Regions from separate parts of the Homo sapiens genome. Here all the other regions are linked to region 7. A link is a contact called in ENCODE Hi-C or POLR2A ChIA-PET data. All regions are on one chromosome and are shown on one strand. Each heading gives the region's core, a stretch centred on a gene start or an enhancer-like site at or near the end of the contact. The rest is flanking DNA. Distances are from core to core; before and after follow the strand shown.

Region 1 (3,913 bases), core at 1,115-3,614, 1.6 Mb before region 7:
TGAGGCCAGCAGTTTGAGATCAGCCTTGGCAACATAGCAAGATCCTGTCTCTATAAAAAATTAGCCAGGTGTGGTGGTGTGTGCCTGTAGTCCCAGCTACTCAGGAGACTGTGGCAGGAGGATCGCTTGAGCCTTGGATGCTGAGGCTGCAGTGAGCCGTGTTTGCACCACTGCACTCCAGCCTGGGGGACAGAGCAAGACCTTGTCTCAAAAAATAAAGTATGAATCAATGTTTTTTAAAATAGCATCAACTGAAAGATACAGCAATTTCAGATAATTTAAATGTGAAAAAAATATGCAATGAGAATTTACAAAAATCATTTTAATAAAACAAAACTACCAGTCAATTAAAATATTGAACTACAATTGCATTTGCAAATATCCTCCCTCACAACTAAAATATTTTTAATTAAAATGTACATAAGTAAAAAGTTAGGATTTTTTACATTTTAAAAGGTCATACTATGAAATTAAAAATGATTTCATTTTCAAAAAACACTTTTTTTCTAGGAGATGTTAGTTCATGGCTCTGCTTAAGCTGCATCCCTATCTAAGACACAATTACATGTTCTACTTGAGGTCAGTTAGTACCTGTTAATAACAATCAGAAGAAAAGGATATTAACACCGCAGTCTGTATTTCAGCTCAGAGTGGAGTTCATGCAAATCCCATTTATTCTCTAACTGGTGGAGCTGAGACTGCTGAAGCTGGGTAAGAGGCCAAGATGTGGAACTCATACTACATATATTATGAAAATCCTGCCATCTGCAGAAAAGAAATACAAAAGATGGTGTTAGGACCCTCTCCAAATTAAAATTCTGAATTTCCATGATCACTGCTTAAGTCAAACATATCCTAACATATAGCCAATCCTAATCTACAAGTGCATGTTACTCTCCTAGGGCAGGCTAACTGAGCCATGTGGTTAAAGGAGTATTTGCATGTCCCCAGCAATGACTGAGGACTTTTTATCTGTCTGCCCTCAGCTATGGGAGGAGCTAAGGAGGAACACCAAGGTCATATGAAAGTACAGGACACCATGCCCCATAACAAACAATCTCTTCAGTTTGTTTTTTGTTTTGTTTTTTTCTCCTTTCCTCTTCTGCTTCTTGTATTCCTTCATTTGCCACTCCCCTCCAGTTTTTCCTCTCTTGTTCATGAATTAAGCCTGCCAGTGGCACTCAAGGTTAATTTTGGTAACAGAAAAATACTTAAACAAAACAAGAGTACACAAACACAAACTTTTAAGTTTTATTCTAAATGCTTTAGAGCTAGGCTTCTTCACTGGGGTGAGGGGAAAAGGGAGTGTGGTCTATAGATGGGCTACGGAGAATCCTATCAACACCCTAAAATTATATGCAAAAATACTATATACAAAACCATAATTAAAAACCAGATTCTCGGATGTGTAACTCCCAAATGAGATAAGAATGAGATTCAGAATCAATTTACATTAATTGAGCACCTACTATGTACTGTATTAGGTCCTTTCACATTGTCTTATTTTACTAGGTGGGAGTATATGGTGCTAATTGAATTAAGCTTTTTGTTTCTTCCTGTTAAAACATTTGCAAATGGGATGAGAGATTCATTCATGCAGTTTATGGTTTTAGGTTAGTGTTCTCCATCTGACTGCACATTAGAATCTTCTGAGGAGCTGTTTTTTAAAATCTCAATACCCAGGCCACACCCTAGAACAATTAATTCAGGCCTCAGTAGTTTTCCAAGTTCTCCAGGTGATTCCAATATGCAGCCAGGGCTAAGAACTTCTACTCCAAGCAGTTTCAACAGTTCCTCATGACCTACCCTACAAGATTTCAGCTTGTGAAGCTGTCACTTGGAATCCAGTACCTCAATTCAGGTTGCTAACCCCCATTTCCTTCTCACTCTATCCATTTGGTCTTCGGGTGTCCTAGTCTGGGTTCAGCTCGCCACTAGGCGTGCGGCGTCGTTTGGGCGACTGCCCCAAAACAGGGGCAGGCCCAACGCTAGCTATCCGCCCCAACGCTGGGATCAGAGGGCGCAATGCGGATGTGTGAGCTGCTGGCCAGCCTGGGGCGTCCCGAAGGAGCAGGGCCCACACCTTCCCCTTCCTCCTCAGCGTCCCGAAGGGAGTCCCGGCCAGCCGAGCTGCGGACGCCCGGTCCCGGATTTGAGGGACTGAGGCCCAGTGTACAGTCCCAGCCCGGTCCCCTTCTCTGCCTCGCGCGCCCAGAGAGCTATCCCCACCGTACCTTCCGGCCGCCCGGCAGTGCCGAACCCCAAAGTTCCGCCCTCCGCCCTTGCCTGGGGCCCACTCACCGCCGCCAGCCGACCAGGCCTAGAGACGCCCTGCTCAACCGGCGCGCCGCCTCTTCCGTTCTCGGGAGCTGTCAGCTGAGCCAGGCGGATCCCGCTGGCGCGACCGCCGGCATAGGGAGGACTCTGCGCAGCCGCCGTGGTCGCCCCTGCCTCTCGGGCGCCTCCCGCAGGCCCAAGGCGGCGCTGCCGGCGCGACCACCGTCACCCCCACTTACTGCGAGCCCTGTGCTCACAGGAGGCTCTTTTCAGTAGTTCTGATGGGGCCCGAGAATTCGAATTTTTACCAATCTCTAGAGGGGATCATGAGGCAGTGGTCTACCTAGGGCAGAGACTCTCACAACAATCCCAGACCTGCTTCTCCAAGTGGACTAAGCAAGCCTACTTCCTCCCGTTTACCTTCTCAGAAATGCTGCCGGTCTTTCTGGCACTCCACTGTGGAAGCACGCATTCATCGCTCATGTTATAACTGTAACACCGACCGCATTTATCGAGTAGTTAGGATGCTTCAAGCAGTGTGATAAATGCTCTACGTAAATTTTCTATCTTCACTGTAATCTTATGATTTAGCTACCATTTGTTATTCTCACTTTACAAATAAGGAAATTGAGACTTAGGTGCAAGAACTTACCAAGGGTCACATGATTATCGTCAGGCTAAGCAGGAATTAAAATTATACACTTCCTTCCTCACACCATATGCAAAAATTAACTAAATATGGATCAACGACCTAAATGTAAGAACTAAAACTATAAAACCCTTAGAAGGCCGGGTGCGGTGGCTCACGCCTGTAATCCTAGCACTTTGGGAAGCCGAGGCGGGTGGATCACGAGGTCAGGAGATCGAGACCAGCCTGACCAACATGGTGAAACCCCGTCTCTACTAAAAATACAAAAAATAAGCCGGGCATGGTGGCGGGCACCTGTAGTCCCAGCTACTAGGGAGGCTGAGGCAGGAGAATCATTTGAACCCAGGAGACAGAGGTTACAGTGAGTCACTGCACTCCAGCCTAGGTAACAGCGAGACTCCGTCTCAAAAAAAAAAAAAAAAAAGTCAAACACAAAAAGCCATATATTGTTTTTAATTTATATGAAATGTCCAGAATAGGCAAATCCATAGAGACAAAAAGTAGTTTAGTGGTTGCCAGAAACTAAGGCAGGAGGGAATGGGAAGTGACTGCTAATAGATACCGCTAATAGATATGGTGTTTCTTGGGTGATGAAAATATTGTGGAATTAGAGAGCAGTGATAGTTGTATAACTTTGTGAGTGTACTAGAAACCACTGGATTGTATACTTTTGAAGAGTTAATTTTATTGCATGTGAATTATGTCTTAATTAAAAAATTTTTTTAGGTACAAAGCACCGTTCTCAGCGCTTAAGTGGAATACAGAAATGTTGGCTCCTTCTCCTGGGACCCATCAAACTAATGTGCTCCTCACAATCTAATAAGCTCCTGTGTCCGCTTTTTCATATATTTCTTCCTCCAAAAGAGTAACTTGCAGAGCTAAGACTCTAACCCAAGCCTACAGGATTCTAAAGCTTTTACCACCATTGCCTCCCGGGCAGGATTAGATTCATGGGCCAGCAACCCGTGCAGTCACATAGGGCCCTGC
Region 2 (3,918 bases), core at 334-2,833, 1.2 Mb before region 7:
GGGTTCCAGGCTCCTCACTCACGGGGCTGAAGCTGGGCATCGTCAGGCTCAGAGCCCCTCGACGTGCGGCAGCGGTAGCCCTTCTTCTTGAGCACGTGGCAGATCATGAAGCCTACCAGGCCCATGAGGAAGAAGACCAGCACAAGCAGGAAGAGCATATATAGCCCATGTTGGGGCGGTTCCAGGTCAGGCTGTGGTTCCGACATGAGGCCCTGGGGGGCGAGCGCGGGCCAGGGCGCCTCCTGGGTTTAGGGGGCTGCAGCTGGGAATGGGGGAGGGGTAGGAATGCCGTCCTCAGGATCTGAAACAAGCACGTCTAAGACGTCCGGCTGAGGTCCGGCCCCACCCCCTACCCAACCAGGGAGCTGTCCGGGCCAGGAGTGCTGTTTCGCCTTTCGGCAAGAGGTCAGCGGCAACGCAAGCTCTCTACCACGACCCTGGTCCCGCTTCCCCGACGCCCCGAGCGTTCCCCTTTCCAGCTTGTTCGCGCTTCTGTCCCTCCCAAGGACACTGCAGCACGAGATGGGACGGCATTCTTAGGCGGCGGGAGCAGAAATCCTGCCTGAGTCAGCGCCCGCACCTCCTCCACGCCGGCCTGAGCCAGGCCTCTGCAGCCCCTTCCTCTCAGTACTCCCGCACCCCTCTCCCTTTTTGGTTTCTCCCACCCTGACCACCTGGCCGACCCGGTACCGGTGATTTGGTTCTGGTTCCGGCTTCTGCTGGGGTTCCGGCTCCAGGGGCGTCCTAGTGCGGCTCAGGGCCCCCGACGCCCTTCCGGCGCTCATCCCTTGATTCCTCCCCTCCCCCTTCGCCGCCTCACCGGCCCCGGGCTGTGGCTGCGGATACCCGCGCCGTGGCAGGCGGGGGGAGGGAAGAACAGAGAAGGATGCGGGCTGGCTGAGAGCGGTGGCAGGCTCCGGGCAACTCCGGCCCTGGGTCAGGGAGATCGCCTCCGCAGCCGCCCTGGCTTCCCAAATGCCTTCACCCGTCGCGGGCCCAGGACCAGGGGGCGGAGCGCAGGTGTGCGGGGCGGAGAGCGTGAGCTCTGCGCGCGCGTGACTGCGCCGGGCCCCCCCGGGGCAATGTGCGGCGCCGAGTCTGGGTCCGGGTAGGGGACAGGCGGTCCGGCGTGGGTGTTGTCCACTGGTCTATCCGGTACGCCTGGCGCAGCTCCTGCCCTCAGATGCCCCGACCGAGCGGAGAGTCAGGAATCTTCTCCGAGGGCTGGGGGAAGCCGGCTTTCCGCACCTTTGAGGGACGGAGTGGCGGGATCTTCGGAGCTTCCTAGAGAAGTGACCACGGCCTGCGCCCGGTTTGGGGCAAGCGGCTGGATGGGATGGCTCGGCTTCCCGAGGATCTGACCCCCGGCCGGAGACAAATGGCCCTCGCATCCTAGGAGCTATGCTGCCAGTTCCCTGCCCAACCCGGGACGCTCAAAGCCCCAGATACCGGGAGAGCTGAGCCGGGCGAGGGGCGGAGCTCCCCTGGGGGCGTGGCCTGGGTGTGGATGGAGGCGGGGCCGCAACGCCCAGTTCCGCAGAGGCCGGCTACGTGCTTGCGCAGCACGCACGGCCGGGGAGGGGCTGGCGGCGGCCGCGGGCGGCGGGCGGCGGAGGTGCGGGGCCTGCTCCCGCCGGCACCATGGCCAAGACCGTGGCCTATTTCTACGACCCCGACGTGGGCAACTTCCACTACGGTGAGGAAACAGGGATATGCATGAGGGGTTGGGACACGGAGGTTTTGAGGCGGGGTTGCAACTCCAGGGGTGAGAGCTGACGAACTCTCTTCTCCCCACCCCCAGGAGCTGGACACCCTATGAAGCCCCATCGCCTGGCATTGACCCATAGCCTGGTCCTGCATTACGGTCTCTATAAGAAGATGATCGTGAGTTCCGCCGCCTCGGCCGGGGGTTGGGGGGTGGGGCGAGCTGTGGCCGTAGGGATAGGTGGGCTGGACTGAGTGCATGAAGTGCGACCCGCCCCTAGAGTATCGGGGAGCTGGATAGAAGTCACCAGGAGTACCTTGAAAGTGCAGGGTGTTGGGGGTGGCGTCCTCTGCTTAATGGAAAGTACTTTCTCACCTCAGGTCGGCCACCCTCTGACTGTAGGCACACTAGCCCTTGGCCTAGGGTTAGCGTGATGTGGGGCTGGTTTGAAGACAGAAGGTGTGTTCCTCCTCTGCATTTTAGAGTGTGGATAGGGCCTTGGCCTCAGGAATTAGGGTTAGGGGAGCGGATATCACTGTATCAGGGTGTGAGGTTTACCCTCAGTTCCCACTCCTCTTTTACCACCTTTCTTTACCTCCAAGGAGCTAGGGCTCCAGGGTGGAACGATGCTGCCGTCTTTGTAAATGTGTATGTGCGTGTGGAACAGAGGCGATATTTTAGATATTCCTTTTTCAGCCTGGAATACCTCTACATGGTTCTGCTTAATCGCTATCCAGTTTTTCATCTACCAGACATACACATGCTGTCTTCCCAGCTTGGAATTTATGGCTGTGATATGGGATAGTAACAGTTAAGCCACGCCAGGCGTGGTGGCCCATGCCTGTAATCCCAGCACTTTGGGAGGTTGAAATGGGGGGGATCGCTTGAGGCCAGGAGTTGGAGACCAGCTTGGGCCACAGTGGGACCCACATCTACAAAAAATAAAAATAAAAAAAGTAGCCATGTGCGGTGGGTGTGCCTGTAGTCCCAACTACTTGGGAGGCCGAGGCGAGAGGATGGCTTGGGCCCAGGAGTTTAAAGTTACAGTGATCTATGATCAGCAGCCTGAGTTGACAGGGAGGACCTTGTCTCAAAAGAAAAAATAAGACAAAACAGCTAAACCCAGGCTTTATGTGTTGCTAGGGAAACTAGTGAACAATATGAATGAATGTTCATTGCTTGTGCCAAGGCACAGACAAATGGACTGGTCATAGAAAAGACTGAGGTGATGTTAGTGCAGGAATCTATATCCCTTGAGATTGTTTGCCTGTATGTACCTGTGTGCATTTTCTGGGAGAAGAAAAGCTCTTTCTTGTGCAGTTTTCAAAGAGGTGTGACACATCCCCCTGACCTTCCAAAGATAATAAATCTTTGATTTTAATTAGAAAGTTGACATATATCCCATATATTTGACTCCAGAAAGAAGAATCCAGAGGAAAGAGGACAGAATCAGAGCTTGGGGGAGGAGATGAGCATGGAGAGAACTGGGAATAGGAGATTCCAAGGAACAGGGCAGGTGGATCAGGGCTCAAAGTTGAGAAGGTACGATAGGCTGAGCTGGAGGTGGAAAGGAAAAGAAGTGGTCTTCAGGGGGCTCATTTGTAATAACTTACCTGGTTAATCGGAGTCTCTCTACTGACTTAAGGATTGTGGGATGAGGGGAATGCTATGTTTGGCTTCATATAGTCTCCAGGACTGGGTTCAGTATGGGTGGTCTGAGCCTGTGGAGTGGGGCTGACCCTGCCTGGGTTCATCTTGTGTCTCCATCCCGAGGTCTTCAAGCCATACCAGGCCTCCCAACATGACATGTGCCGCTTCCACTCCGAGGACTACATTGACTTCCTGCAGAGAGTCAGCCCCACCAATATGCAAGGCTTCACCAAGAGTCTTAATGCCTTCAACGTAGGCGATGACTGGTGAGGGAGGACTGGGAGTTTTGATGTCTAACAGTTTAATGCCAAGCCCTTCAGTGAGGTCTTTTGGCAGCAGTGGGAAGATCTCAAGGGGGGCCTACTTGTCAATGCATCATAATTCATTTTATTTGTTTATTCAATAAATATTTATTGGTCACTTGTTCTAGGCAGGCCCTGTGCTAAGTGCTGGGAATGCAGTGATGAACAAAAACAAAATTTTAATATCGTATTTTTGCTAAGTCTTATAAAGAGGAGGTGTATGACAGATTATGAGAGTGTATACGTGGAGGATTGTTTAGC
Region 3 (3,586 bases), core at 475-2,974, 1.1 Mb before region 7:
GACAAACCACAGCTGCTCACGCGCTCTGCCAGTCTGCTGCTGTGCCTGGAATAGAACCCAGGCGCCCGGCACCCCGCCCCTCCGCAGCCTGGCTCTGAGTAACAAAACCCTGCTTCCATCTCAGCAACCGTGCACACCACCCTTCCTCCCACGCTAGAAAGTCGCCCCCAGATTCTTAAGTTGGAAGGTTTGGTTCCCATGACAACAGACTTGAGCTGGCAGAATGGGTGACCTGGCTCTGGGAGCCTCCGCAGCGCGGAGGAAGCCGCATACCCTTGCTGACCAGCCAGATAACCGCAGTGGCTCTGTCTTTGTGTTCTTGGGTCCTTCCGGGTAGTTCCCCTTTTAAGTCCCCCTTCACCCCCAGCTCCGTGTTTTTCTGCAGCTTCTCTGGCTGCAGCAACCTCGGAATCCCACAGTGCTTCGAGGAGGCAGGCGGAGGGGGCGGGGAGATGGGAGAGCAGGCGAGTGAGTGGAAAAGCACCGACAGGAAGGAGGGAGGGGAGCTGAGTCTGCGATGGATCTCATTTCCTGCACGTCCTTTCAGTCCCCTTGACCCCCGCAAGAAGAGGATGAGCCCTCCAATTTCTTAGGCTTCGCTACGGAGATGTCAGCGGGAAGGCGAATTCCAGATGGGGAAACTGAGGCTCGAGCTGCAGACTTGGCTTTGGAAGAATCACCTCCCGCATTCCCTCCCACTCCCGCGGCTTTCCCAAAACCCCTAGGCAGCGGGGGTGGGGGTGCGGGGGCAAAGGAGAGTCTACCCTCCTCCCGTGAAGCCCTCCGGGGCGCTTCGGGTAGGCAATTTTAGTCAGGAAGGGGCGGGAACTAACGAAACGTCCTCTCCCCTCTACCCAAGGCGTTTGCCCGGCGCCAACCCGCCCCCGCCCGCGCCGGGGTCTCCTCTTCTGCCTGGAGACAGCCGCAAGCTTAGACTGCACACTCCACTGCACACTGACACGCCGCACTCAGATCCCCACCCCCACAGCGGACCGATCACACAATGGCACACGGTACACAGATCCATAGGCACACAATCGCACACTGTCTCATAGGCACAACGGCATTGCAAGCATACACAACCATATTGCACAGTCACACACACACACGCAATTCGGAAACATCTAGACGCGCAATGACACAAAGTGGCCTCCCGATTCCGCCCTTCTTCCAGCACCCACCTCAGCTCATCACTTCATGCACACATGCCAGGAGCTTCCATCGCTTATACAGAAACGTTCAGCTTTTCAGAAGAAACGTTTTATTATTTTTTTGTCGAAGAAAAAAAGCCATATAAATATTAGAGTATAAAACTTGCGTGAGACACAGGAAGAGGGTGGGGTGGGAGCTACGTGACTATGCGAAGAGAAGCGCTTATAGGAGAAGTCAGTACGGGGGAGGGGGTCGCCTTAGCGCGTGGACACAGCACAAAACACAACACGGGCCGCCGCGGGCAGATCAAGGACAGACGGCTGCGCGGAGCCCGCCGCCCGCTGCCCACCCGCCATCACGTAAAAGCACACCGCACTACACTACTGGCTATTCTACACCAGCCGAAAGAGGGAGGGGGCGCTACACTACTGTAAGGGCAGGTCTGGGGTTCTCTGGCAGCCCCGCTGGATGGCCGGGGACCCAGGGGCAGAAGGGGGTGGGAGAAGAAGGTCTATGCACAAGGAGGCACTGGGGAACTTTAACCAGGCTATGGCCACTAGGGGGCGCACTGGGGACCTGGGCAGTGGCCTTCACGGAAGAGAAACGGCACCTGGCAAGGTGAAGGACTGAGGCTTCAGGAGGGCAGGGGCCCTGTTGAAGAAGCCCCATCCTGGGCTGAGACTTTCTGTTCATTTGGTCCCTGCCCTAGCTCCCTGCCTCCCCAACCCAGGGACTAAGAATGGCCTGGCTGGCCCACCCTTCCTGCTGGGGCTCCGCTGACCCTTCCACCAGTGGCACCTCTGGAGTACCCAGCACCCACAGAGGCCCCTCTGACCTCTCAAGGGGACCTGGTCCTAAACCTGCTTCGAGCTTCCTTGGACTGAAATGCCAGTTTAATCCATTGGTCCTGTTAGCTCAGCCCAAAGCTGGCTGCCTGGGCTGAGCCCTATTATGTAGTGGGAAGGGTCCAGCCTAGTTATTGGTTTATGGCTGGAATCTGGAGGATGTTGTCAGTCCCCTGAGGACATACAGAGCCTCCTCCAAGGCCTTGATAACTTGATGTGTCAAGCTTTGTCCATGCCCCCACCATCCACATCCACACACTTCCCTTCCTTATCTTACCACCCCATACTGTCTTGGAACATGCAGTGGAGTCTCTTGTTTGAGGAGGAGGTGGGGGAAGTCAAGGCATGCAGTGGAAACGTCAAACAATGAAAAACAAAACAGAAGACTGGTCCCCAGGGCGTTGGGAAGAGGCTTGGTAGCAAAATGCCCTCCCTAAATCCAGCAAGCATCAGTACCATGGGGATGGTGATCATGTCCTCCAAAACTTGAGCATTGATCTTGGGCTCTGGAAGGAGGTGAAGGGGCTGGCACCAAACCATGCTTTGGGGGAAGATTGAGAATCAAAGGAGAGGCCAAGAGGTCATGATGCCCTTCCAACTTTTCAGAACTAGGAGGCTTGTAGGTTACTTGGTACTTCAACACCCCAACCACCTTACTCGGGAAAGAGGAACTGTTGGAGTGGGGTGGGGAGGAGGGAGGCATGGGATGGATGGGCCTGATTGATTTGGAAGATGGAGGAGTTCAGCTGTAACTAAACGGGGTGTGGCAAATGGTTCTTGGTGTCTACAGTAACCCCACTACCCCCATGGGTACAGCAGTTGATTGGATGGGGGTTCCCAGCGGAACTGCTTTTGCATATTCAACCCCCTGGGGGGGAAGGGGTAGGTGCTGACTGGGCACTTGTTTCTGTTTCCCAAGGGGAGCATGGCCTTGGCCCCTACCAGTATTCTGGGGGTTAGCCCTGAAACTCTGAGGCCTGGGTGCAGGTAAGGAGAAGCTGGGCTGGTTGGGGAGAGGCCGCCCTGTGGCTCTTGGCCTGGCCTCCATGTTACTTCTTCTCCTTCTTGCCCGACTTCTTCTTGTTGCCATTGCCACCTGCTGGGGCCTTGCCATCCCGCTTGCCAGCTGCGTTGGTCAGTGTGGCATTGCTGCCTGGGATGTAGACATTCTGGCGGTAGTCGGGCACGTGCTGCAGGGTGAACTGGGGTCCGTAGCGGGCGCTCAATCCCATGGTGCCGGCACCCCCTCCCAGGGTGGAGCTCCCATCAGCAGCTTCTGCAGAGACAGAGGAAGATCAGGTGGGAGCTAAACTTAGGGTCCTCAACAGTCACTGTCTTATATCCCCAGCAGTTAATGAATGCCTATACAGCACCCTGGGCCTTGACCACGCTGAGCACTGGGAATATAGGGGTCACCAAGGTAGTCTCTCTTCACAAGAGTTGAGGGTAGAGGTTAAGAGGCTCTGGAGTGAGAAAGTCTAGGTTTGATTCCTAGCTCCTTTCCTTACTCACTGTGATCCTGGGCAAGTCTACCTAACCTCCTTATGCCACTTCAGTTTTCTCATCTGCAAAATGGGGATGATAATGGT
Region 4 (3,975 bases), core at 1,006-3,505, 1.1 Mb after region 7:
GCCAAAAAACACGCCTGCCTTAATGGATAAGCAACTATGCTGGCATCCTGGGGTAGTCAACACAAGAGTTGGCATGAACCAGGGCCAGAATGCCAACCAGCTATTGGCTGCTGTTCTCCCAGCAGTGTAACACTTGCCTAGGTACAAGACAACCTAGGCAGCTGCCTACAGCTGGAGCCAAGAGAGCTGAAGGGGTTGCACTCACCTGCAGTTGCATCTGCCACAGCCAGCCTCTCTGCAATGAAACAACTCCAGGTTAGTCAGCCAACAGTGAACACGTGTGCAGCTCAGAGTCCCTCCCCTCAAAACACGGTAACTTAGGCCTAAGCCACAGAAACAATAGCAGACAATAAAACCAATAGCTTATCCTTGTTTAGCTTTGTTTTCATCTCTTGTTACTTATACACCACAGCAGTTCAATAGTAGCAAAAGAGTCGATTAAACAAATATCAGGGAGCCTGGCTCTATCCCCTAACCAGTGTCTAGCCAAATGATACTGGGCGAGAAACCTCTCTATACCTCAGTCTCATTTGTAGAATGGAGGTATTATATTACAGGGTCTTTCTCTGCCACCCAGGCTGGAGTGCAGTGGCACAATCATGGCTCACTGCAGCCTCCACTTCCTGGGCTCAAGTGATTCTCCTACCTCAGCCTCCTGAGTAGCTGGGACTACAGGCGTGAGCGAGCACACCAAGCTGAATGGGGATATTACTAATAGTCCTCTGTAAATAGGGTGGTTGGGAGGCTTAAGTGAAATATAAGCTAATCCTCAGGATAATGTCTGGTATAGTGTGGGCACTCAGTAAACACCTGAGGAGCTACATTCCAAAAAAGGCTTAGATGGTGAATATGAGTGAGTAAAAAGGGAAAAGTTATCCAGTGAGAGAAACGGGCAGTGAACAGTGGGAACACTGGATAGAGGAGGGCCTCCAATACTTCCTGAAGGACAATAAAAACAGCACTTGGAAAAATAACTGCAGTATTGGATGTGAGGGGAATTGGAGGCAGTAGTCGTGCCAAGACCTCAACTACTGATTAAAAGCAATAACGAAAATGTTAGGCCGGGCGCGGTGGCTCACGCCTGTAATCCCAGCACTTTGGGAGGCTGAGGCTGGCGGATCACGAGTTCAGGAGATCGAGACCATACTGGCTAACACGGTGAAACCCCGTCTCTACTAAAAATACAAAAAAAAAAAAAAAAAAAAAAAAAAAATTAGCCGGGCGTGGTGGCGGGCACCTGTAGTCCCTGTTACTCGGGATGCTGAGGCAGGAGAATGGCATGAACCCAGGAGGCGGAGGTTGCAGTGAGCCGAGATCGCCCTACTGCACTCCAGCCTGGGCAACAGAGCAAGACTCCGTTAAAAAAAATAAAAATAACCAAAATGTTTGCACAAATGATAATAAATATTCCTACACAGTCACCATTTTTTTTTAGACGGAGTCTTGCTCTGTTACCAGGTTGGAATGCAGTGGTGCTATCTCGGCTCACTGCAATCTCTGCCTCCCGGGTTCAAGCGATTCTCCTGCCTCAGCCTCCCGACTTCAGGCGTGCGACACCACGCCCAGCTAAGTTTTGTATTTTTAGTAGAGACGGGGTTTCACCATGTTGGCCAGGATGGTCTTCTTCTCTTGACCTCGTCATCCGCCCGCCTCGGCCTCCCAAAGTGCTGAGATTACAGGCGTGAGCCACGCGCCCGGCCTCACAGTCACCATTATAATTTATGTAAGGCTAAGATCATACCTTTTTCCAGCCATCCCCAAATTTCACTCCTGACTTCCTCCAAATAATTTAGAGGAACAGGAAAATGAGTAGAGAGGGTTCATTGTTCGCTGGGTCTAAAAACAGATCTAAAAATAGCCTGCCCCTTTCAAGGCTCGGGTTAAAGGGGCTGACTCAGTTCCACCGGACATTTGTTCCTCACAAACCTTCCAAAGTCCCTGCCTCTGGCCCTGGGAGATCGAGGCTCTCGGAGTCAGGCTCTATGGGACTCCCTAGGGAGAAGAGGGAAGAGGGATGGTAGAAAAACAGGGGACGACTCCGAGGCCCAAGTCTCTTTCAGATGCCCTCCAAGCTCGGGATCACGAGGGGACGAACCCCAATTTCGTCCCGTGCCCCGGCAGAAGCCACCCTGCACTGCTTCTTTCCCCAGGCTGGGAAACCTCCAAGGACTCTCCCCTCTGGGTCCTTACTCACGCGCACGTGTTCGGAGCTCCGCAGGGCGCAGCAGCACCGGCAGAGGCCGGAGGGGAAAGGGCAGCCGGGAGCCGAGGGGAACCCCGCCCCGGGGCGGCTACTGGGCGTGGCTTCGGTGGGCGGGGCCCTTGACCCCGCCTAGGAAAGGCCGGGCTTTAAAAAAAAAAAAAAATGCGAGTGCGGTGGCAGAGGTGAACCTGCTTCTTAGAGGAGAGAAGGGCTGGGGTCTGAGCAATGGCTGGGTTTGTTGGACTCCCATCCCATCTCTTAAGGGTAGAAGGGGCGCATAGTTCGCAGCTGCTCAGGAGAGAATCTGTGTGTCCTAGTGGAGCCAGGCTTCCTGCCTGCCCACACTGAGCGCCCCCGGAACGCTGGTTCCGCTCACGAGCGTGGCGCCTTTCCGTTGCTGCAGGCCCAGCCCACGCTTTTGCGCTTCCCACGCATATCCTTTTTCTGGCTTTCTGCGGCAGCGCTGTCATTCGGCTAATGGATCGCTCACCCACGCAGGTCACCTTGGTCCACGGTCTTCGGGATCTTTCCAGGAGGTTTTCGAATAGATTAAGCCAGTCACTCCTACTGCTGACCTCTGCAGGACCGGCCTCCCTAGTGCCCTGCAGTGGGATTCTTCGCCGAGCTGCAGTAACTGAAGAACACTGGCTTTCTCTGCTAGACTTGCCCTGCACCATGGCACAGTCAGGCAGAGTCCTTGGTCAGGACAGACTGCCTGCAAGGCTACCAGGATTTCTTTGGAACACTAAAACTTCCCTCTCCCAGTGGCTAGAGTCCATATGATTCTGCTGGGGTCCAGAGTGGAAGGCCTACAAGCAGTGATTCCCAACTCCATTCTCTAATTCCCCCAAATTCCTTTCCGACACCCGCCCCCCAACAACAACAACCAATCCTGTAAGTTTTGCTGATCTCTTGCACCTGGCACCATTGCCAGGTGAACCCCTGGGAACCAAGCCACTGCCCTTGGCATCTGCCAACATGTTTCATTGTCTATTTCCTCAGCTCTTTCATAATGAAAAAGGTATGCTTCTTGTGCACCCCAACTCTTGCAGACCTCTCCTAAGAAAGCCCAGAGCCCCAGTTTGATTCCAGCAAGAGACCCTAGGCTGTAGGGCCAAAGAGCCACTGGAGGGGAAGTGGCAAGCTCAAATCCTCCCCAGTTTTGATGCAGTTGGACATAGGCTCTGGTTGGGAAAAGGCTTACATAAATACAGTAATTTAAAAAGTCACATGACCAGTGCTGGGCTGGTAGGCAGGAGCTCTGCTTTGCAGTTAAATAGGAATGTGGCTGAAGACTGCTGCCATAATCAATGCCCACATCCGGCTGTCACAGCGTGTTCATAAAGGAAGGTTATGAGAGCTATAAAACCAGGCAGATTGGGTGGGTAATTGTCCTACCGAGCTCTGCTAAAGGAGAAATTGCATTGGCATCTCATATATTTCGCTTTCTTTCCTTCCAAACACACAAAGTGGAGAGGGCAGAGCTACCCTGAAGATTCATGAAAAGGAAAGATAGGGTGTGTGTGTGTGTGTGTGTGTGTGTGTGTATGTGTGTGTGTGAATGTGCATGTGTGCTTTCAGAGAAGAGACAAGAAGTAACTGAGGACAGGGAGCTATGCAGACCTTTGGGGAGAGAGGGACCAATAATCTGGTGATGACTGGATTCAGATTAGTCCAGGTAGAAGGCAGGATTTATGTGGAAGGCCAGCCATTATAAATAAGGCTGTGAGGTAAGCCATATTTTCATGTCCTGTTGAACAAGTGGTCAACTT
Region 5 (3,767 bases), core at 965-3,464, 1.9 Mb after region 7:
TATGCCTCTTGCGTTCATCGCTCCTGGCAAACTTTCTTCCACAGATGTCGCAGGCGAAGGGCTTTTCGCCTGTGTGGGTGCGGATGTGGGTGGTGAGGTGGTCGCTGCGGCTGAAGTTGCGCATGCAGATGCGGCACTGGAAGGGCTTCTGGCCTGTGTGGATGCGGATGTGGCGGGTGAGCTCGTCGGAGCGGGAGAAGCGGCGATCACAGGACTCCACTGGGCAAGCGTAAGGGCGTTCGTGGGGGGGCGTCTTGCTGGGCCGGTTGGGGTACTTGCGCATGCGGCTGGGTTTGATGAGCTGGGACTGGTAGCTGGTATTGAGGGCCTTCAGGTCCTGGGAGCCCGACTGAGTGGCAAAGGCCTTAATAGTAGACAGAGGGGTTAGCGAAGGCTGCTGGGTGCGGCTCTCCAGGCCCTGGAAGGGCTTCTGGTCTGGGGTGCCCAGGCCCAGATCCCCCTGCTGCTGTGGAAACAGGTAGTCGGGGATCATGGGAACCTGGAAGCCACCCTTGGCGGCAGGGTAGGCAGGAGGCGGGTACTGGAGCGCTGTCCCTGCCGAGCCCGGGAAGGCCTGGCTTTGTGGCTCAGGGAAAATGTCAGTGTTCGGCGTGGGGAAGGTGGGTGCCGCTGAGTAAATGGGACTGCTGTCGTTGGATGGCACTGCGCAGCTCAGGGGTGGGCTCTGGGAGGCGGAGGCGGAGGAGGCCGCTGGAGATGGTGCTGAGGACGAGGAGGCCGGTGGGTTGGTCATGCTCACTAGGCCACTGACCAAGCTGAAGAGGGGCTCGGGCCACAAGGTGTTGCCACTGTTGGGTGCAGGCTCCAGGGAAAAGCGGCCAGTATAGGTGATGGGGGGCAGTCGAGTGGTTTGGCTGGGGTAACTGGTCTCCACCAGCACCTTCTCGTTGTTCAGAGAGATGTCAGGAAAAGACTCTGGCAGGAGAGAGAGAAGCGGGAGGCCTGGTTACTGGAAAGCAATCACTGGAGGACGAGGACGACCCGAGCTGCCAGGCAAGAGACCGGGCCGGCTACCATTGACTCCCGAGGTAGTTAATAATTGATAGCAGCACATTGCAATGTTCCTGGACCCGCACCAGTGGCAGAGCCCATTTCAACAACAGCTGACGCAAATACGGAGAATCCCCCTCCACTGCAGCTCGCAGCGCTCCGCAGCGGCGGCTGTGCGGGCGAGGGATTCCCGCCAGCACCCCCATGGCCGCGGCTAGTGCGCGCCCCCAAACCCGGGCTGCCGGGACATCCACGGCCAAGGATCACGGTCCTTCCTTGGGGACAGGCGGCAAGCAAGGCAAGGCAAGTCTTACTGGAGGTGGGGGGCGCAGCCCCGCTCATCAAAACAAGCCCTCCCCCTCCACCCACCCACGCAGCTCCAGAGCTCTCCATCCAAAACAAAAGCTCGGTCCTCTGCGCTCCGCTAGGGATGAGGGCAGGGGGTGGGCTGTGTGGGGTTCCTTGGCATCCCTCTAACACATGACTCTGGGGATGCGAGGAATGAAAGGGAAACCCGGCTCTCATTCTAAGATCCAGGAGCACTCCTGCGGTGAAGGACAGGACGCCAGGATGGTGGCGAAAGGGTTCCCCCTCGGCGTAGGCCACTGCTTACCTGCGGTCAGGTGCTCGTAGGGCTGCTCGCCCGTGTCCGCCTGAGGGTTGAAGGTGCTGCTGCTGCTGCTGCTGTTGCTGCCGCCCCCGCCGCCTCCACCGCCCCCGCTGCTGCTGCTGCTGCTGTTGCTGCCGCTGCCCTCTGGGGCCCCGGCGGCGCCGAGGAACTGGGGAGCCCCGTTGCTCAGCAGCATCATCTCCTCCAGCTTAGGGTAGTTGTCCATGGTGGGCGAGTGAGGAAAGGATCCGAACGGGTCAGAGATCTGCAGCGGGGACATCAGCTGCATCTCGGCCTTGGCCGCGGCCATCCTGGACGAGCAGGCTGGAGAGCTGGTGTCGGGGCGGGGGGGTGCAGCCCGGGGCTGGAGCTGCAGGGGACACAGTTGCGGGGGCCTGGCCGGGTTACATGCGGGGCGCGGGGAACACTGAGAAGCGTGCAGGCGGCGACCCCGACTCGCCCTGGGCGCGGGCGGGCGTGGACGCGCCGCGGCTGCGGAGGCTGGGGCAGGGGCCGGTCCTGCGGCGGCGGAAGCTGGCTGCGGCGGCGGATGGCGGCGGCGGCTCCCCAAGTTCTGCGCGCTGGGATCTCTCGCGACTCCCCGGATCCGCCTCTATTTGAAGGGTCTGGAACGGCACGGGTCCGCCTCCGTCGTGACGTACATGGCCATATATGGGAAGCAGGAAGCCCTAATATGGCAGGACCGGCCGGGAGGACCCGGAGTGACGTGAAGCCCCCCATCCGACAGCGCCCGGCACCTCCATCCTGCACCCTAGGGCCCGCGCCCGCGCCCGCATCCCAGGCGCCCAGGCTTCGGGGAAGCCTAGAGCTCTAGCCGCCGCCGGGGCCTCCGGGACCCGCGCAGCTCCGGAGTTCCCGCGTTGCCCCTCCCTCCGCCTTCTTCCCTCCTCCCAGAGCCGGAAGCGGCCGGGCCATATCGGGCCACTCCAAATAAGGTGCTGCCCAAATAAGGGTTGTTCCGGCGGGGGATCCTTCCTGCTCCTTATATGGCATTTCCGGGTCGCAGCTGGTTGCTCCCTCGCTCCCTCCCTCCTCCCTGGTTCCAAGCCGGGAGCCCGAGCGCTCGCGGGATCCGGGGACGCCCAGGCGGGGAGGGCTCGTGGCGTGTGGCGCTGGGCGCGCGGCTGCTCAGGCGGCTCCTAGGCGTGAACTAGGCTGGGGAAGCCCAGACCCAGAGCGGGGGCGAGGGCGAGTCGGGCCGGGGTTCTATCGCTGTCATCCAGGGCCCGCCCGCCCACCTCAGGGACCGTGAGAGCGAACCGGGAGTGCGGGGGAGGAGCGGCTGGGCCCGCCTGGGCAGGGGCCGCCCAGGAGAGGCGGGGCCTTGACCCCGGGCCTCGATCTATGGCACGGTGTCTTTCCGGGTGTCGCTGGGAAATTGAGGATAGGAAGTCACGGCCACTTGGTTCTTGGGACACTGTATAGCAGTGAGCTGCCTTGCCTCTGCCACCTGTCGGTGGGATGGGGCTGCTGGTGCCTGGGGTCCCCTGTGCTCCCCCGGAACCGAAAGGCTGTTCCCTAGTCCCCGCCGGCAAAGAGCCCACCTTTGGGGGACCGAAGTGGGGAAGCTGATTGCCCCAAGAGAGGCCTGATTCTTGTTCTCACCAGGAGATAATGGTCCTTGTGGTGAGGGGTCACTTTCCCCCCTTTATCCAGTCCAGGTGGAGGGCCGGCCCACACTGCGGGAATCCGAAAGAGGGGCTTCCCTATGGGCTGTCTGGGGACCCCGGGCTGGGCGCGAAGAGAGGACCGGCTTGGCGGCTCGGTGCTGCCCCCTGGAGGTTCCCTCTCCACTCCCAGCCCCGGACTCCGGCCGCGCGGGCTCTTCCGCCGCCTCCTCGCTCCTCCTCCCGGATGCGGCGCTGGGCGCGGAGCCAGGCCGGGGGAGCCTTCGACGCAGTGAGCACGAACTGAGCAGGCGCTGCAGCCCGGGCTCCCCCTGCAGTCCCTGGGGAGCCGTCACTGCCGAGGCGCCCAGACTCCGGGATAACACTCCTCACCCCGAGCCTGGCCAAGGCGAGGGGGAGAAGGAAGCAGGGGGTGGGTGGTGGCGAGGGAGAACGATTCCCGCAGGTCTCCCTGGGGCCGAACGCGAACAGGGAAGCCCTCCCCGCCCCCACGACGC
Region 6 (4,115 bases), core at 403-2,902, 1.9 Mb after region 7:
CGCTCTGTCACCCAGGCTGGAGTGTAGTGGTGTGATCTCAGCTCACTGCAGCCTCGAATTCCTCGGCTCAAGGGTTTCTCCCACCTCAGCCTCCCAAGCAGCTGGGACTACAGGCGCGGGCCACCACACCAGGCTAATATTTTGTAATTTTGTAGAGACGGAATCTTGCCATGTTGCCCAGGCTGCTCGCAAACTCCTGGGCTCAAGCGATCCTCCCCTTTGGCCTCCCAAAGTGCTGGGATTACAGCCGTGGGCCACTGCACCAGGCCCTTCATTCACTTCTATCTGCACTGTCACCACCCTAATGTAAGCGAAAATCATCTCTCACATGATAATGAAGCAGCCAAAATGGTCTCTGGGCTTCTCCTGTACTCTCTCCAGTCCACACCAGGGCTCTAAACCCTTTAAACTACCCACTGTTCTTGAAAGAAACCAAACTTCTGAATCTGGCTTAAAAGACCCTACATGACCTCTTCCCCTGCTGCTCCCTCAAACCACTCTCCCCGTCCCTGACCTTGTGCCAGCACACTGGCGTTTCTGTAGTTCTCAACTGTATTCTGTTTCCTCCTGACAAACTCTTAATCATCCTTTGGGTCTCATTTCAGAGCTGGGTCCCCGCCATACACTCTCAGAGCACCCTGAAGTACTTAAGCATTTGTGTAATTATTTTATTACAAAAAGTATAAAATCACAAACTTAAAAACCCAATCGACTATAAGCTCCATAAGGGTAAGTACTGTCATCTGTTTGGTTCACCTCTGTATCCCCAGGAAAACAGGGTCCAGCACACGGTCTGGGCTCAATATTTGAACCCAGACGAGGTGAGGGGGGACAAAGTAGCCACCTAAAAATCCTAACTCAAAAAGATAAAGTTCTAACCGTATGTGGATGCCCATTTTGTTTCAACTCTCTCCACCCCCATTCTCAACGGCTCAGGCCAAATCATACATGGGACCAGATACCTCAGGTCTCCAAGCTCAGGCAGCCCCCGCTGTCTTCCACCCCATAAAGTTCTAAGTCCAAAGTGAGCCCGTCCTAGCTCTGGGGCGAGAGAAAACAGGCCTCTTTCGCCCCTGCAGGTGAGGGTCCCGGACCGCCCGGAGGCAGGTTCCTCATCCAGACCTACTGGCCAGGACTCCTCCACACTATTCCGTGCAGCCATGACGCACGCAGACCGCAGCACTTCGTCAGCGAAGAAGCCGCTGAGCGCGAGGCGCTTCTTCGCGGCTTCTCAAGCACCGTTCAAACCGCGCGTCGGGCCCAAGTGCCTAGCTTCGAGTCGCAAAGCCTCAGATGTCCACCCTATTCAAGGAGAATGGACTGAAAAGACGACGACCCCGGTCCTCTCTCTTTAAGAACCACCCCCATTCGAGCCTGACGGGGGCTCTCAGTAAACTCGCGAGAGCCACCGGCTTCCGCCCGCTTCCTCCTCTCGCCTTGCCGGGCCGGAAGAAAGGTGGCACCTCCCACCCCCCAGCCTTACCTCACAAGGCGGCGCGGACCCAGCTGCAGCCAATCGGCGGGCTCATTGTAGGCTGCGGGGCAGAGAGCCAATGAGAAGTCGCGGCGGACGCCCAGCTTCTCCTCACTCGCACCGGCCCCCTCCCTTCCGCCTGCCGCCTTCCACTCCGCCCCTGGCGGAGGAAGTGATGTCACAGGCCCCATGTGAGCGGATTGCAACACATGCAGCTGCCTGGAGAGAGGGAGCCGGTGTCCTACGTCAGAGCCGCCGCCGCCGCGGAGCCGCCGCCGGGGAGGAGCAGCCGCTGCCGCCCAGGACTGGGCCCTTAGGTAAGGCACAGGGAGGGAAAGGCCGGTGACCTTTGTGGCGAGCTGCACCGGACGGGAGGAGAGGGCCTCTGGGGGATGGCGAGGAAGGGGGCCGCTCTGCCCCAGCGGCGGCGCTAACTCTGTGGTCTTGGTGTCTCCGGGCCCCGCCGGGCCGCTCTAGGGAGGAGGAGGCGAGAAGATGGCGGACGACCCCAGTGCTGCCGACAGGAACGTGGAGATCTGGAAGATCAAGAAGCTCATTAAGAGCTTGGAGGCGGCCCGCGGGTGAGCGCCGCGTCCGGCACCCTCCGTGCCCTCTTGGTTCCCGGACCCCTCAGGATGGACGCCCCCGCGCCGCATGGCCGGATGAGGAGAACCAGGCACTAGCCAACTCCCGCCTTCTGGATCTCTGGGTAGTAGCCCCTGACCCAGGGGCGAGGGTCGGCGCGGTTGGCCCGAGAAGGGGTCCTTTCCCCGCATGGGGGTAAGGGGCCCGCGCTCCCCGGTTTAGATCACTCGGCCCCCCTCGTGGTAGGCCACCGCTACTTTTGCACCTCTCCCGGGCCCTTAAGTCCAGGTCCTCCCTCTTCGGGCTCCAGGTGCTGCCACCCGACTCGGGTGCTATTGTGGCAAAGTGTTCGGCCTTCCTTTCCCAGGGCCCTTCCCTGATTTCCTCTTCTCCCTTCATTTCTCAGCCAGGCCTCATTAAAATGGCCTCTCCCTTCTGGGCTTCTGAGACCCGGGTGGGTGAAGTTTGGATGGGACGGGAAGCAGAGGTGGCCAGGGACAGCTTCTTTCTGATTCCTGATTTCTCTGGGTCTTCCACCTGTCCCAAGATGACTTCTCCCAAGTCCTCTAATTACCCCGGAGCTTCCTGGTTTTAGCTGTTCCAGGACCCACCTATAAACTGAAAATGCCAACGTACGCGCGATGTGAGGGGTGCTGGGTAGGTTTTGGTTAATGAATCTGCATGTGTATGTCCAGGAGAAATACGGGTTAGGGGGCCGTTTGATAGGAATCATAACTACAGAGTCCCTGCTGGCATTTCTCTGAAACTTGTGGGGATATCGCTGTAGAGAGGCGCCTGATGTGCTTGATGCTTGTTGAGTGAGATTCATAATTGAATTAAATGGGCTTTGAGTCTTGTACATTTTGATAAGAAACTGTAGGTGTGTCCATTGGGGGGAGAGTAGGCTAGATTAAAATTAGCTGTGTGTGTGTGTTTTCTTTTTTTTTTAACGTTGTTCGTTTGAGGAAGGTGTGCCAGGGGTATTCCTGTTTCTTTTATTACTTTATTTTGTTCCTTTCCCAGTCATAGAAACTTTTTACTTACAGGAAGTGCCCCCCCCCCCAAAAAAAAGTGTTTGGAACATTATTACATACTTGTATGTCTGAGCATTCTTAGAATAGTAGAATGGCCTGCCTCAGGCCATGTGAAAAGTTGATTTCAGCACAAGAATTTGACATTCTGGTTTCCAGCCCAGGATTGTCATTTATGGGTAGATTTGCAATTTTAGAATGACAGCCCCTCCAAGCTCTTCATTATTACTGTTATATGAAACAGGATGTGCTTAATTGTACTGAAGGCCCAATTCACAGGTTGGTTTTACTAGTGTTTTGTTCTTAATAAATTAGGGACAGTTCTGTTTGGAATGAGGCTTCTAAAAGTTTGGCCCCATTCAGTGACGGGCTTGTGCTCACTCCTTCGGTTTACTGGAGAAACGTTAGTTTAATATGAATCGAAGACAGCGGCTTGTTAGTCCTTAGGTTTTTCTTTGAATTCAATAGAATATCCAGACCTTCTTAATGATCTTACAGGAACTTGTGCCGTATGATAGAGTGACCAGTTATTCCCAAAATGTGAGAATACTGTACAGAAAGGGTAACATAGGTCACGACCCATTATGTTGCACTACCAAGAATTAGCCAGGTTCTTTTGTTTCAGTAGGATCTTGTTTTGTTACTTGAAGCCTTCAATCCAGTATTGCATTTTATAGATTGCTGTTGTTGCAGTATTGTATATAGGTGGATGTGACCTCTGGATTTGTTCTTACTGCTTTCAGTAGCAGGCAGGTTTACACATTTTAATTTGCATACGTTATATTCTCTGAAACAGTCCAAAAAATTAAATCATGACTATAATTTGCCTGTTTGAATGAAGTAACATTGAAGATGACATTGCTTAATAAGTAACAGCATTCCTTTCTACTGCTTAATGAAGGAAACTCATTCTTAAATTTGTTCTACCCATGTTACCTAGCCACTAGAAACTTTTAAGCGCCTCTTTAAGGCTTTTGAAGGCTTTACCTCTTTGTTTAGCAAAGTTCAGTAAAGTTTAAAGCATG
Region 7 (3,776 bases), core at 1,173-3,672:
GTACTTTAACACCAAGACCAGAGGTTAAAATAACTGGTCACAGGTGACAACTCAGGCACCTCAGAACCAAAATAGAAGAAATACTCTGAGCACTTAAAACAATCACGGTACAGTACTCTACGCAAGCCACAGTCAACAGAAAAAAGTATACACATAAAATACCGCCCCTTGGGATCACAAGGTCAGGAGATCGAGACCATCCTGGACATGGTGAAACCCTGTCTTTACTAAAAAATACAAAATATTAGCCGGGAGTGGTGGCACGCGCCTGTAGTCCCAGCTACTCAGGAGGCTAAGGCAGGGGAATCGCTTGAACCCAGGAGGCGGAGGTTGCAGTGTGCCGAGATCGCGCCACTGCACTCCAGCCTGGCGACAGAGCGAAACTCCATCTCAAAAAACAAAAACAAAACCCGCCCCTTTTTCCCCAGAACCCAAAAGAAGTTAATGCCTACCATCCCAGGTTGCTCAGACCTAAAAATGTGTACACATTAGAGTACACACAGAAGAGTTAAAGAAATGAAGGACTTCACTGCAAAGGCAGAGTGAAGGTGTCCAGCCGGGCACGGTGGCTCATACCTGTAATCCCAGCACTTTGGGAGGCCGAGGCGGGCGGATCACCTGAGGTCAGGAGTTCGAGACCAGCCTGACCAACATGGTGAAACCCCGTATCTAATAAAAATACAAAATTAGTCGGGCGTGGTGGCGCACGCCTGTAATCCCAGCTACTCGGGAGGCTGAGGCAGGAGAATCGCTTGAACCCGGGAGGCGGAGGTTGCAGTGAGCTGAGATCACGTGTATTCTAGCGTGGACAACAAGAGCGAAACTCCATCTCAAAAAAAAAAAAAAAAAAAAAAAAAAGAAGAGGTTTCCACAGGTTGCCCCACTTTCTCCAAGCCTAAAACCTCCGAGTTCAGCTACCCAGCTATTCCGAAGCTCAGGGATGCCCTGGAACTTCCTTTTCCTGTCTAACTTCACAAAAGGTCCCAGAAGGAGGAGTCACGTGATTTTTCAGGGTAAAAGCCGAGAGATCCCTAATACTCAAACCTGTCTCAAACTGAAGAGGGAGAATAAGAACCGTCCTTAAGCACACAGGTAAGACACACACAAGGCAGAAGGCAAATAAACGTATCCCTCAACTCTGAGGAGAGGCAAAGAAGAGAAACGATCTTTGCACCAGCTCTGTCTCTGTCTCTGTTTGTCTCTCTCAGTACCAAGGGCAGGGACTCTGGCAAGACCCCGCCCCCCACCCCCAACTCCAAAGCAGGGTGGGCGGGAGGCAGCCTGAGGAGTCCCTGTTCCCGCGCGAAGCTCAGAGACCAAAGGACTCCCTATTGTGGGTCTACGAATGGTGACGGGAACCTGTCCCGCTCGAGCTAAAGAGTAAGCCGAGGGCTCACTAGGCCCTCACCGCGGCCACCGCCGCCATGGAGCCGACCGCTGTCACAGAAGGGCTCCACCAGGGAAGCGGGAGGATGGCCCCGGCCCAGAGCCTACCCAAAGAGAATTCACGCCTCACAATGTGTGGGAGGCGAGGGTCCCGGAGCCTTACCTCGGACACTTCGTCCTCGTCACTGCCAGAGGCACCACCTCCACCCCCGGTCCTCAGCACGGCAGCCGCCAACTTGAAATCCAGCGCCGCGTCCCCTCCGCCCGTACCGCTGCCGCTGCCGCCGCCGCCGCTGCTGCCGACTCCCGACGCTGGCCCGGCCTCCCCAAAGAGCCTCACGGTGCGGATCCCCAGACCGACCCCTCCCGGCGGAGGCGGCTCCGAGGCCCCAGCTGGGGCGGATCGCGGAGCCACAGAGTCCAGGTCCTCCTCAAAGGAGGTGCCGCCGCCTCCGCTATCAGTCAGCATTGTTCGCACCCGGAGCCGGAGACGGTGCCGACCCACTCGCGGTCACCGCCGCCGCTGATCTCGGGAACGAGAAGAGCAGCAAGAGGAAGAAGCGTCTCCTTTCCCCCGTCCCAGCAGCGCCACTAACTTCTCACTGCCTAACCTGCTGCCTCCCGCCCCCTCGACTCGCCACTGGCTGCAATACCCTGGCGGCTGCAGATCATTGGCCAAAGTGACCCGTCGCTCAGGCTCTTCGTCACGCGCCGCTCGCTGGCTCGCAGCCGCCAAGCTGCGTTGACCCGCGCAGGCCTAGGCGGTTGCGAACACCCGCCTCCCACTCTTCACCAGCTGACTTCCGCTCTTTTCCTATGTCTATTGGCCAACCCGCCTGACTATCGCGTCACGACCTTAAAGTGGATTAGTTGGCCTTGTGGTCAGTCATAGTGACCCCGAACAATGGGAGAATTCATTGGCGCCATAAAGTGTCGGTCACTTTGTCGCGGGACGTCGCGTGGTACAATTGGCCTGTGGGAGTACCATTGATCCCGCCCTCATCTGAGGTGACGGGAAAGGGCCGGGAAATTTCCACTTCTGAATAAAATGACTGCTGAAGTGATGACCCGCAAGAATTGGTCAAATTTGGAGTAGACTTCACCCTGCGCTTGGTGAAACTTCTACGTCAAGGATGCAAGAGGCGCCGAAGTAACGCAGCTCCCACCTGTCGCTCTCCGCTGGGCGCCGAGACTATGGCCGGAGAATAGCTGCACCGGGATTGGAGAAAGGAAGCCATCAGTCTTAGGAAGGCTCCACCTTCCTGCCATTGCCTGGTTGGAGGAGCGTAGCGTCAGTCACTAGAGCAGTCACCACCTCTGGGACAGGTGAAGATGTGTAACCTATTTGCCGGGGGCTATTTGGGAGGGAATAGAGGACGGGGAGCGATGAGGGGACAGTCGAGGGGCAAGGCCGATCTCGCTTCGCGCCTCCCGCCTTTCTGAGTTGAGCCTAGCGCGCGGGTCTGAGGGACATCCGGGGAGCTGCTTGGGATGGCCGCCTTGGGGAGACTCGACCCGCCCGCCAGGACCCGGCCGCGCGCCGCAGTTCGGGCGCCTTCGGGCAGGATCGCCCAGCGGGGCCGCGTTCTCCTGCTTGCGGACGGCTGCGGGCCTGAGGGCTGGACAGCGCCATGCCTCAGTACCGGGAACTGTCCCACGTAGGAAGGTGGGAATGCCGCGAACGGCGTGCGGAATCCGACCTCAAGGTGGAACGGGGTGGTGAAGAGTGCATGCTCCGAGGCAGTTTCGAGTTCTGGTGCTGCCACTTACTTGCTGCCTGACTTCGGCGCGTTTGCTGTTTCATTTTTGTGACTTTCAACTCGCTCCTCTGTGAAATGGGAGTAATATTAGTACCTTCCTCATTGGGTTGTTGTTATGAATAAATTAGATGATAATATAGCGCTTAGCAAAGTCCCAAACTTACAGGAAAGACTCATTTTTGCTAGTTATTGTCTCCTCTTCCTTCAGGAACTCTCTGCTCGCCCCTGGGTCCTGCCAGCCCAACTAATTCTAGTTCTAATCAGATCTGTGTGGTGCAAAACAAGGCTAGCTGTGGTGGTCTTCCCTCCTCTAAGGAGATCTCTTCCTCCCTATATGCATCTCTCTATCTCTGTCTTTATCTTGTCAGTAAAGAGGGGGGTTAAAAATATTCAGATTCTATAGCGGGCGCCGTGGCTCACGCCTGTAATCCCAACACTATGGGATGTTGAGGCGGGCGGATCATTTGAACCCAGTAGTTCGAGCCCAGCCTAGGCAACATGGTGAAATCCCGTCTTTACCAAAAATACAAAAATTGGGCTCGGCGCGGTGACTCACGCCTGTTAATCCCAGCACTTTGGGAGGCCTAGGTGGGCGGATCATTTGAGGTTAGGAGTTCTAGACCAGCCTGG

The links. Hi-C counts contacts between places; a loop is a spot of excess contacts on that map. ChIA-PET counts read pairs that join two places held with the same protein, here RNA polymerase II (POLR2A). Pooled maps may share reads with other maps.
Region 1: a pooled map shows a loop between it and region 7 (16-fold over the local background). The contact joins the promoter of RNF14 here to the promoter of ANKHD1-DT in region 7. A Hi-C loop is called at or near these places in 2 of 37 single-sample maps with no recorded cell type and 12 of 50 pooled maps. POLR2A ChIA-PET finds 5 or more read pairs at or near these places in 1 of 52 experiments (activated T-cell).
Region 2: a loop to region 7 is called in a map of naive thymus-derived CD4-positive, alpha-beta T cell, with 20 times the contacts of the local background. The contact joins the promoter of HDAC3 here to the promoter of ANKHD1-DT in region 7. A Hi-C loop is called at or near these places in 3 of 168 maps with a recorded cell type or tissue (naive thymus-derived CD4-positive, alpha-beta T cell and psoas muscle), 2 of 37 single-sample maps with no recorded cell type and 9 of 50 pooled maps.
Region 3: a loop to region 7 is called in a map of tibial artery, with 5 times the contacts of the local background. The contact joins the enhancer-like site here to the promoter of ANKHD1-DT in region 7. A Hi-C loop is called at or near these places in 1 of 168 maps with a recorded cell type or tissue (tibial artery), 2 of 37 single-sample maps with no recorded cell type and 9 of 50 pooled maps.
Region 4: a pooled map shows a loop between it and region 7 (8-fold over the local background). The contact joins the promoter of SNHG4 here to the promoter of ANKHD1-DT in region 7. A Hi-C loop is called at or near these places in 4 of 50 pooled maps. POLR2A ChIA-PET finds 5 or more read pairs at or near these places in 3 of 52 experiments (MCF 10A, activated B cell and activated T-cell).
Region 5: a pooled map shows a loop between it and region 7 (16-fold over the local background). The contact joins the promoter of EGR1 here to the promoter of ANKHD1-DT in region 7. A Hi-C loop is called at or near these places in 7 of 50 pooled maps. POLR2A ChIA-PET finds 5 or more read pairs at or near these places in 2 of 52 experiments (activated B cell and naive thymus-derived CD8-positive, alpha-beta T cell).
Region 6: a map of naive thymus-derived CD4-positive, alpha-beta T cell shows a loop between it and region 7 (29-fold over the local background). The contact joins the promoter of ETF1 here to the promoter of ANKHD1-DT in region 7. A Hi-C loop is called at or near these places in 2 of 168 maps with a recorded cell type or tissue (both naive thymus-derived CD4-positive, alpha-beta T cell), 1 of 37 single-sample maps with no recorded cell type and 12 of 50 pooled maps. POLR2A ChIA-PET finds 5 or more read pairs at or near these places in 2 of 52 experiments (CD4-positive, alpha-beta T cell and GM10248).

What each region holds. Positions count from the first base shown.
Region 1 is chr5:141,967,556-141,971,468 of GRCh38, reverse strand. It overlaps RNF14 (ring finger protein 14), which reads right to left and starts at 2,364. Exons shown (of 9, transcript NM_004290.5): 1 at 2,302-2,364; 2 at 592-765. It overlaps LOC124901095 (a long non-coding RNA gene), which reads left to right and starts at 1,689. Exons shown (of 3, transcript XR_007058977.1): 1 at 1,689-1,861. RefSeq lists an enhancer at 2,182-2,331 and a silencer at 2,442-2,581.
Region 2 is chr5:141,634,514-141,638,431 of GRCh38, reverse strand. It overlaps HDAC3 (histone deacetylase 3), which reads left to right and starts at 1,583. Exons shown (of 15, transcript NM_003883.4): 1 at 1,583-1,696; 2 at 1,802-1,884; 3 at 3,479-3,621. The coding sequence starts at 1,642. RELL2 (RELT like 2) reads right to left here and starts at 1,435. Exons shown (of 7, transcript NM_173828.5): 1 at 23-1,435. The coding sequence starts at 206. RefSeq lists enhancers at 27-146, 847-896 and silencers at 1,407-1,696, 1,757-1,806, 1,816-2,110.
Region 3 is chr5:141,510,634-141,514,219 of GRCh38, reverse strand. PCDHGA1 (protocadherin gamma subfamily A, 1) reads right to left here. Exons shown (of 4, transcript NM_018912.3): 4 at 1,245-3,273. The coding sequence ends at 3,047. PCDHGA2 (protocadherin gamma subfamily A, 2) reads right to left here. Exons shown (of 4, transcript NM_018915.4): 4 at 1,245-3,273. The coding sequence ends at 3,047. It overlaps PCDHGA3 (protocadherin gamma subfamily A, 3), which reads right to left. Exons shown (of 4, transcript NM_018916.4): 4 at 1,245-3,273. The coding sequence ends at 3,047. PCDHGB1 (protocadherin gamma subfamily B, 1) reads right to left here. Exons shown (of 4, transcript NM_018922.3): 4 at 1,245-3,273. The coding sequence ends at 3,047. It also overlaps PCDHGA4, PCDHGB2, PCDHGA5, PCDHGB3, PCDHGA6 and PCDHGA7, and 13 more genes. Among named protein-coding and RNA genes, the nearest start is that of PCDHGC5, 23 kb to the right of the region's middle. RefSeq lists enhancers at 1-60, 396-515, 61-686, 2,925-3,034. Within about 2 kb of position 1,724, at least 33 of the 41 ENCODE cell types and tissues checked have a DNase peak (open chromatin) inside an H3K27ac peak, as active enhancers do; they include tibial artery, where a contact is called at or near this core.
Region 4 is chr5:139,272,381-139,276,355 of GRCh38, reverse strand. It overlaps SNHG4 (small nucleolar RNA host gene 4), which reads right to left and starts at 2,255. Exons shown (of 7, transcript NR_182757.1): 1 at 2,195-2,255; 2 at 1,742-1,992; 3 at 206-235. LOC124901081 (a long non-coding RNA gene) reads left to right here. Exons shown (of 4, transcript XR_007058956.1): 4 at 2,702-3,289. It overlaps SNORA74D (small nucleolar RNA, H/ACA box 74D), which reads right to left and starts at 176; the gene lies at 33-176. It also overlaps a transcript of MATR3 not described here. RefSeq lists a silencer at 2,182-2,261 and an enhancer at 2,552-2,901.
Region 5 is chr5:138,463,926-138,467,692 of GRCh38, reverse strand. It overlaps EGR1 (early growth response 1), which reads right to left and starts at 2,214. Exons shown (of 2, transcript NM_001964.3): 1 at 1,625-2,214; 2 at 1-936. The coding sequence starts at 1,931. RefSeq lists silencers at 1,961-2,170, 2,261-2,610, 2,621-3,020, 3,341-3,610 and enhancers at 1,476-2,315, 2,316-3,156, 2,229-3,428.
Region 6 is chr5:138,540,773-138,544,887 of GRCh38, reverse strand. ETF1 (eukaryotic translation termination factor 1) reads left to right here and starts at 1,652. Exons shown (of 11, transcript NM_004730.4): 1 at 1,652-1,791; 2 at 1,952-2,055. The coding sequence starts at 1,970. RefSeq lists enhancers at 421-1,210, 1,092-1,491, 1,211-2,000, 942-2,141 and a silencer at 1,782-1,831.
Region 7 is chr5:140,400,047-140,403,822 of GRCh38, reverse strand. It overlaps ANKHD1-DT (ANKHD1 divergent transcript), which reads left to right and starts at 2,422. Exons shown (of 2, transcript NR_186045.1): 1 at 2,422-2,712. ANKHD1-EIF4EBP3 (ANKHD1-EIF4EBP3 readthrough) reads right to left here and starts at 1,990. Exons shown (of 36, transcript NM_020690.6): 1 at 1,550-1,990. The coding sequence starts at 1,855. It overlaps ANKHD1 (ankyrin repeat and KH domain containing 1), which reads right to left and starts at 1,990. Exons shown (of 34, transcript NM_017747.3): 1 at 1,550-1,990. The coding sequence starts at 1,855. RefSeq lists enhancers at 1,787-2,676, 2,867-2,916, 3,007-3,156, 3,247-3,396.